Linked DNA regions of Homo sapiens: region 1 is linked to region 2. A link is an interaction called in ENCODE POLR2A ChIA-PET data of the cell type or tissue named here. Cell type or tissue: B cell. All regions are shown on one strand. Links, peaks and the distances in the headings refer to the core of each region. The heading gives the core; the rest is flanking DNA. Region 1 overlaps VPS13C (vacuolar protein sorting 13 homolog C). Region 2 overlaps VPS13C (vacuolar protein sorting 13 homolog C).

The links. ChIA-PET counts read pairs that join two places held together with the same protein. Peaks named below come from ENCODE experiments on the same cell type or tissue, not always from the same donor. Only the 100,000 strongest peaks of a DNase experiment are listed, where the experiment ranks them.
Region 1: POLR2A ChIA-PET joins it to region 2 with 5 read pairs; 3 of 35 experiments call an interaction of 5 or more read pairs at or near these places.

The regions. Positions count from the first base shown.
Region 1 is chr15:61,951,678-61,954,611 of GRCh38, forward strand. VPS13C (vacuolar protein sorting 13 homolog C) reads right to left here. Exons shown (of 85, transcript NM_020821.3): 38 at 2,744-2,877; 39 at 147-303. Among named protein-coding and RNA genes, the nearest start is that of VPS13C, 110 kb to the right of the region's middle. In B cell, for the core only: no CTCF peak of the experiment used is centred there; no DNase peak of the experiment used is centred there; H3K27ac peaks cover 263 bases.
Region 2 is chr15:61,877,470-61,880,403 of GRCh38, forward strand. VPS13C (vacuolar protein sorting 13 homolog C) reads right to left here. Exons shown (of 85, transcript NM_020821.3): 74 at 1,138-1,277. LOC124903501 (a long non-coding RNA gene) reads left to right here. Exons shown (of 3, transcript XR_007064668.1): 3 at 1,881-2,024. Among named protein-coding and RNA genes, the nearest start is that of LINC02349, 150 kb to the left of the region's middle. In B cell, for the core only: no CTCF peak of the experiment used is centred there; no DNase peak of the experiment used is centred there.

The DNA.
Region 1 (2,934 bases), core at 234-2,733, 74 kb after region 2:
TGTACCCAGGGACTGTTTTTGAAAAGTTGAGTTAATGTACTAGGAAATTAACACAATTGCACAGAAATCAATATGTTTAATGTTGATAAAAAGGTAGGGATCATCTGCCTAATGAATAATTTACACAGACAATATTTCACACTTACCAGTGAAATCAAAGCACTGCATACTAATTTTTTTTAGATAAGCTTTAGCAGTCATGTCATAGGTTTTAACTTTAGCTTCCATTCCAAGTTGCAGGACATTTAGCTCATGTAAAGGCCTTCCTTTCTTTTCTGATTTTTTCATCAAAGTAACCACAACCTAAAAAACGGTACCAGTATTACCACCAACTATTTCACCAATATGCAATGAAGGTAAGTCAAGAATTTAATAAGTATCCAGAGTGATATAAGGAAGAAATTCACACAATGTTAAGATGTGTACTTCTATTTGTGCCTGCAGTTTGGCATGATTCCCAGAACTCCTAGTCTGATGGACAGCCTTTCTTCTGAAAGTCTGTAAGACCAACAGCCAATTTTTACACCACTCCTAAGGCAAGCTCTTTCATCTTCGGCACCATTAACATTTTGAGCTGGTAATTCTTTGTGGTGGGAAATGTCTTATGCACTGTAGGATATGAGGCAGCATCCCTGGCCTCTACCTACCAGTTGTCATTAGTATTCTCCCCCCAGATAATGGCAACAGAAAATGTTTTCAAACAATGCCAAATATCCATTGGGAGCAATGCAAACTGCTCCCCTTTAACCCAATCATTGTCCTAAGGGAGGAGAACAATCATAATATATATTACAAAGAATATTTAAAAGGTCTTATGGACTTTATATATGTGTGTGTGTATGTGTGTTTGTGTGTGTGTGTTAAGTATATCTGCAAATAGAATGATTCATCTATCAATGTTTCAACTACCAAGGCTTAAAAACCTTCATTAACTCTGATATTAACCAGAAAAACATCCAAGTTTAACATATAACATCAAAGGATGTATTTCAGATTCTAAAAAGTAGAGCCCATTCCTTTAAAAGTTTGTTTGTTTGTTTATTGACTGATTGATTGTTAGAGACAGGGTCTTGCTCTGTCACCCAGGCTGGAGTGCAGTGGCACAATCAGAGCTCACTGCAGTCTTGACCTCCTGGGCTCAAGCGATCCTCCTGCTTCCCAAGTAGCCAGGACTAAAGGCACATGCCACCACAACTGACTAATTAAAAAAAAAATCTTTTTTTTTTTGTAGAGATGGGGTCTTGTTATGTTGCCCAGGCTGGTCTCAAATACCTGAACTCAAGCGATCCTCCAGTCTTGGCCTCCCAGAGTACTGAGATTACAGGCATAAGCCATTGCAACCAGCCTACTTAAAACTTTATTATTTTTAGCTCAGAGCAAAAACATAACCTCTATAAAATTATTTAATGATAAAACGGATCTTAGAGGAAGTCCTTGCAAGTCCCTGTATCCACTATGCTTTCTCACATACTCACACTTTTATGCCTGTTCCTCTTTCTGCCTTGCCCCAGACCCTTTCCTGATCCCTTTTCTCAGACAATTTTTTTTAATTTATTTTATTTTATTTTATTATTATTATACTTTAAGTTTTAGGGTACATGTGCACAATGCGCAGGTTAGTTATATATGTATACATGTGCCATGCTGGTGTGCTGCACCCATTAACTCATCATTTAGCATTAGGTATATCTCCTAAAGCTATCCCTCCCCCCTCCCCCGACCCCATAACAGTCCCCAGAATGTGATGTTCCCCTTCCTGTGTCCATGTGTCCTCATTGTTCAATTCCCACCTATGAGTGAGAATATGTGGTGTTTGGTTTTTTGTTCTTGCGACAGTTACTGAGAATGATGATTTCCAATTTCATCCATGTCCCTAAAAAGGACATGAACTCATCATTTTTTATGGCTGCATAGTATTCCATGGTGTATATGTGCCACATTTTCTTAATCCAGTCTATCACTGTTGGACATTTGGGTTGGTTCCAAGTCTTTGCTATTGTGAATAGTGCCGCAATAAACATACATGTGCATGTGTCTTTATAGCAGCATGATTTATAGTCCTTTCTTATTTCTCTTTAAAAACTTCATTGAAATGTCTCCTCCTCTGGAAAATCTTTTATGACCCTCTCAGTTTGCTTAAATGCCCCCTCCCTACCATCAGCACCCCAAGCTCCAATTAGTATCCTCAGCAGAGTTTTCGTGAAATAATTACAAAAATGTTAACAGTTTTCCTGCATGAGTTCAGACTCTACGCCTTTTACCTCTATCCTTGTCACTGGGCATATACAATAAATATTTGTTGGATGGGTGAATAAAGAAGAAAATGTATTTCATCTTTCCTCAAGAGTATGCAGATGGCAAACATATTAGTAATGTAACTTTTTTTTAAAATGCAGGCATATTGTGTTTTATTCTATCAAGAGTTTCTAACATTTGAAAAGAATTTATCTGACACTATTGTCCTTTCCTGCATTTCTTATATGACATCCAAAGCAAGTGACATTCCAACTGTCCTAAAATCATTAAAAAGCATGTTATACAACATGCTGTCATTTTCTCTATGAAATATTATAAACTCCCAAATCCTTAACAAACTTTCAATTTTTAAAACATCACTGCTACATGTGAACAGCCCACATAGATTTTTTTCATCAGTATCAATTATCTGTAAGTTTAGTAGAGGTAATTCCAATATCCATTACTTATTCACCTCACTTTACAAAAACAGATGAAAATTACACACCTCTTTAATTTCAAAATTCAGCAGCATATTAATGATGTCTACAGACCTAATTTCTTCCACTCCAGTTGTTAAAGTATTTTTTGAATCATGTACATCTTGTGATATAGAGATTTCAAGGGGCTCTTTAATTTCACCTGAAATGTTTAAAAGAAATTCATTACTTTTATTCACAAATTTCTTCCACAAATATT
Region 2 (2,934 bases), core at 137-2,636:
GCTACCATGTGGCAGTGTCGTAACAAACAATTCTTCCACTGTCAGACATTTCCAATTTTTGCTAAAATAATTAATGATGCCATGCGTATGTTGAATATAACTCTTTGGTTGAACTTCAAGGTTAGATTACTTTTTGGAAAGAATTTCCAAAAAGAGAACTACTGAGTGAAAAGCAACAAAACATTGAAGGCTCCTAACAAATGCAGTTTTCCACTTATACCAACAGTATTTAAAAAGTACCTATTTCTTAGAACCACCCCTGACTAGTATTAAATAGGATTTTAAAATAGAATCGCTCATATTTTAAAATCTTTGATAATTTGCTTTAATTTGCATGTATTCTTTGATAAATAATAACGCCATCACTGTGTTTTCCCTTTTGCGAATTATCTCCTATTGTTCTCTGGCCATTATACCGTTAGAATCTAGGTTTTTCTTCTCAATGTTTAATATTAAGATAACAGTCCTTTCTCTGTCATTATATTTTCCCAGGCTTTTGTTTTTTAATTATTTTCATTGATTTTGTTGTAAAGTATTTGATTTTTATGTGGTTAAATGTATCTTTTATTTTCCATTGAAATGTTTTCCACTGCTTTTAAACTTAGAAAGACCTCCTCTATTCAGAGATTGGACTTTTTTTGTCTTTTCAGTTTAGGTTTTATATTTTATCATTCGTTTCCTCTGAAATTTAGTAGTGTACATGTAAGGTAAAAATGATCTACAGGGAATTTTTTTTCACCCAGATAACTACTTGTTCCAATACCATTGTTGAATTTCAATTCAATAACAATTTATTTAATGCATATGTATCTAGCATTACATATCTCTAAATATAATTATGTTTTAAAATATGGTTAATTTATAATATATGACTAAAAAATTCAATTATTATTCTACATCCATGTATTATCTAGATATGAGTAATCAAAAAAAACAAAAAACAAGACTCTACACCTTATCATTATGAATACAATAAGCATTCCTAAAGAGTATAATCACAAATGAACCAAATTCTCCAAATATAAGTAGTAAAGTTATCCTTTTCCTAAGCTAACATTGCACAAGTGGAGAGAATTAATGTCTAGAAACATGACCTTGGTACACCTGCTTCTCAATGTACTCTAACAGAAGTCTTACTTGAATATAAGGTCATCCACATCAGTCAGAGTAGCACCTATGCTTTTCAACAGCAAGTTGACAGAATGAACTGCAAACATTTCCTGTTTTTCTTTGTCTGATTCTTCACCTCCGGAACCCAAAGACAAACTCAAATGCAACTAAAAGAAAAATAATGTTCAATAAATGAAAGCTAAAAGTGAAAAATTTACATATTTAGGATCCAGGTAGTCCAGAAACAAACCAAAAAAAGTCTTTCGATTAGAGTCCTAGTGAAAGCTATTATTTGATACCACACATTATAGCAGAACAACCCACTTACATTTGATTCTCTTTGCTTTTTGATAGAATACAAATTAGTCTGATCCAAAAACAGAGTTCTAATTTTATGCAATGTATATAAATGCCATTGCATTCATATGAGGGAAACCGACACACTTTACAAAAATGGCGTAATCATTTTAAGAAGAAAAACATGTAAACTGGCACACAAGTAATCTGCCAGTCAAAATACAGATAATAACAATAACATGACAATTAAGGTAAGTTAGCAAGCTGTCAAGTTTTTAAAAGTATAATAAGGCTTTCAGCTTCCACAGATCCTCCAACTTAGTATTTAAACATGAGATTTCAGATTCTCATTTAGCTGCTACTTTGAACTGAACCATCATTAGTGCAATAGTGCAAGAAGACATAGGCAAAAAGTAATTCAATATGTGTAAATAAAGTAGATGAATTTCCTTTCTCATTTTGTCATTTCCTAGGCATATTAACTAACCAATATAGAGTTCAAGTAAAGTGGACTTGGGGCAACGCCAGGAAAGCCTGTGGTTAGTTTTTTCTTTCATGTGACCCTCTGCCCAAATGACGAGTCTGGGAGTGCTGGGATCCAGGAAAGGTAACCACAGGTAAACATTAATCCAGCCCTTCCCTAGGGCAATGTTACTTATGGGCTATGAAAATAATTGTTGTTCATAATCTTTGCCATTAGACTTCATGGCACAATTCCCACTGTGCCTAAGAACACGAATAGGTAAATTATCAATCATTAATATCCCCCTAGAATATAATATCCATGAAGCTGTTTTATACCTCCACAGCAACTTTCATAATAAGCATTCAGTAAATACTTGTTTAAGGTATTGTTCAATCCCACAAATAACTGATTTTCACTTAAAAGTGAAAAAGAAATGGTATATTACCTATCACATAAAACAATATCAATTTTAAACCTGACACTATCAGTATGTCTGATATCACCAAACTAATAGATCAATTTAAAATAATAATTCCATTTTAGAAATCCATTCATTTAGCTGAAGGACTGGTAAATGCAATTGAAAGTAATGTGCTGTAAACAGTTTTTGAGAATGTAAAGGATCATCAATATTTTAAAGAGTTACTTAATTATAAATCTGGCCCATTACACAAGTTTAGAGCATTATGGTTGATAGCATTTGTGAATTTAAGAATTTACTAAGCAGTCACCTTCTCCTATAAAAGCTAAAAAGAACAACAAAAGGGAAAAAAGAAATGGGTTCATAAAGTACAACATCAGGCAAGTGAAAGGTATCCAATTTTCCACTCCCTTAGTTACAAGCAAATTTTGGAAGGGGGGAAAAACACCACATCAACAGTATAGTACCTACTTCAGCGTTTTCACATTCTGGTTACAGCACCCATTATAGCTCTCTGTTTAGACAGTGATAGTAGTTACAAAGTGCAACCAAAACATTAAACGTTGGCAAGCACTTCTACGCTTAATTAAGAAACGCTTTTGTCAGCTTCTTCTTTGAATAAGGGGGTTATTAATTCAAA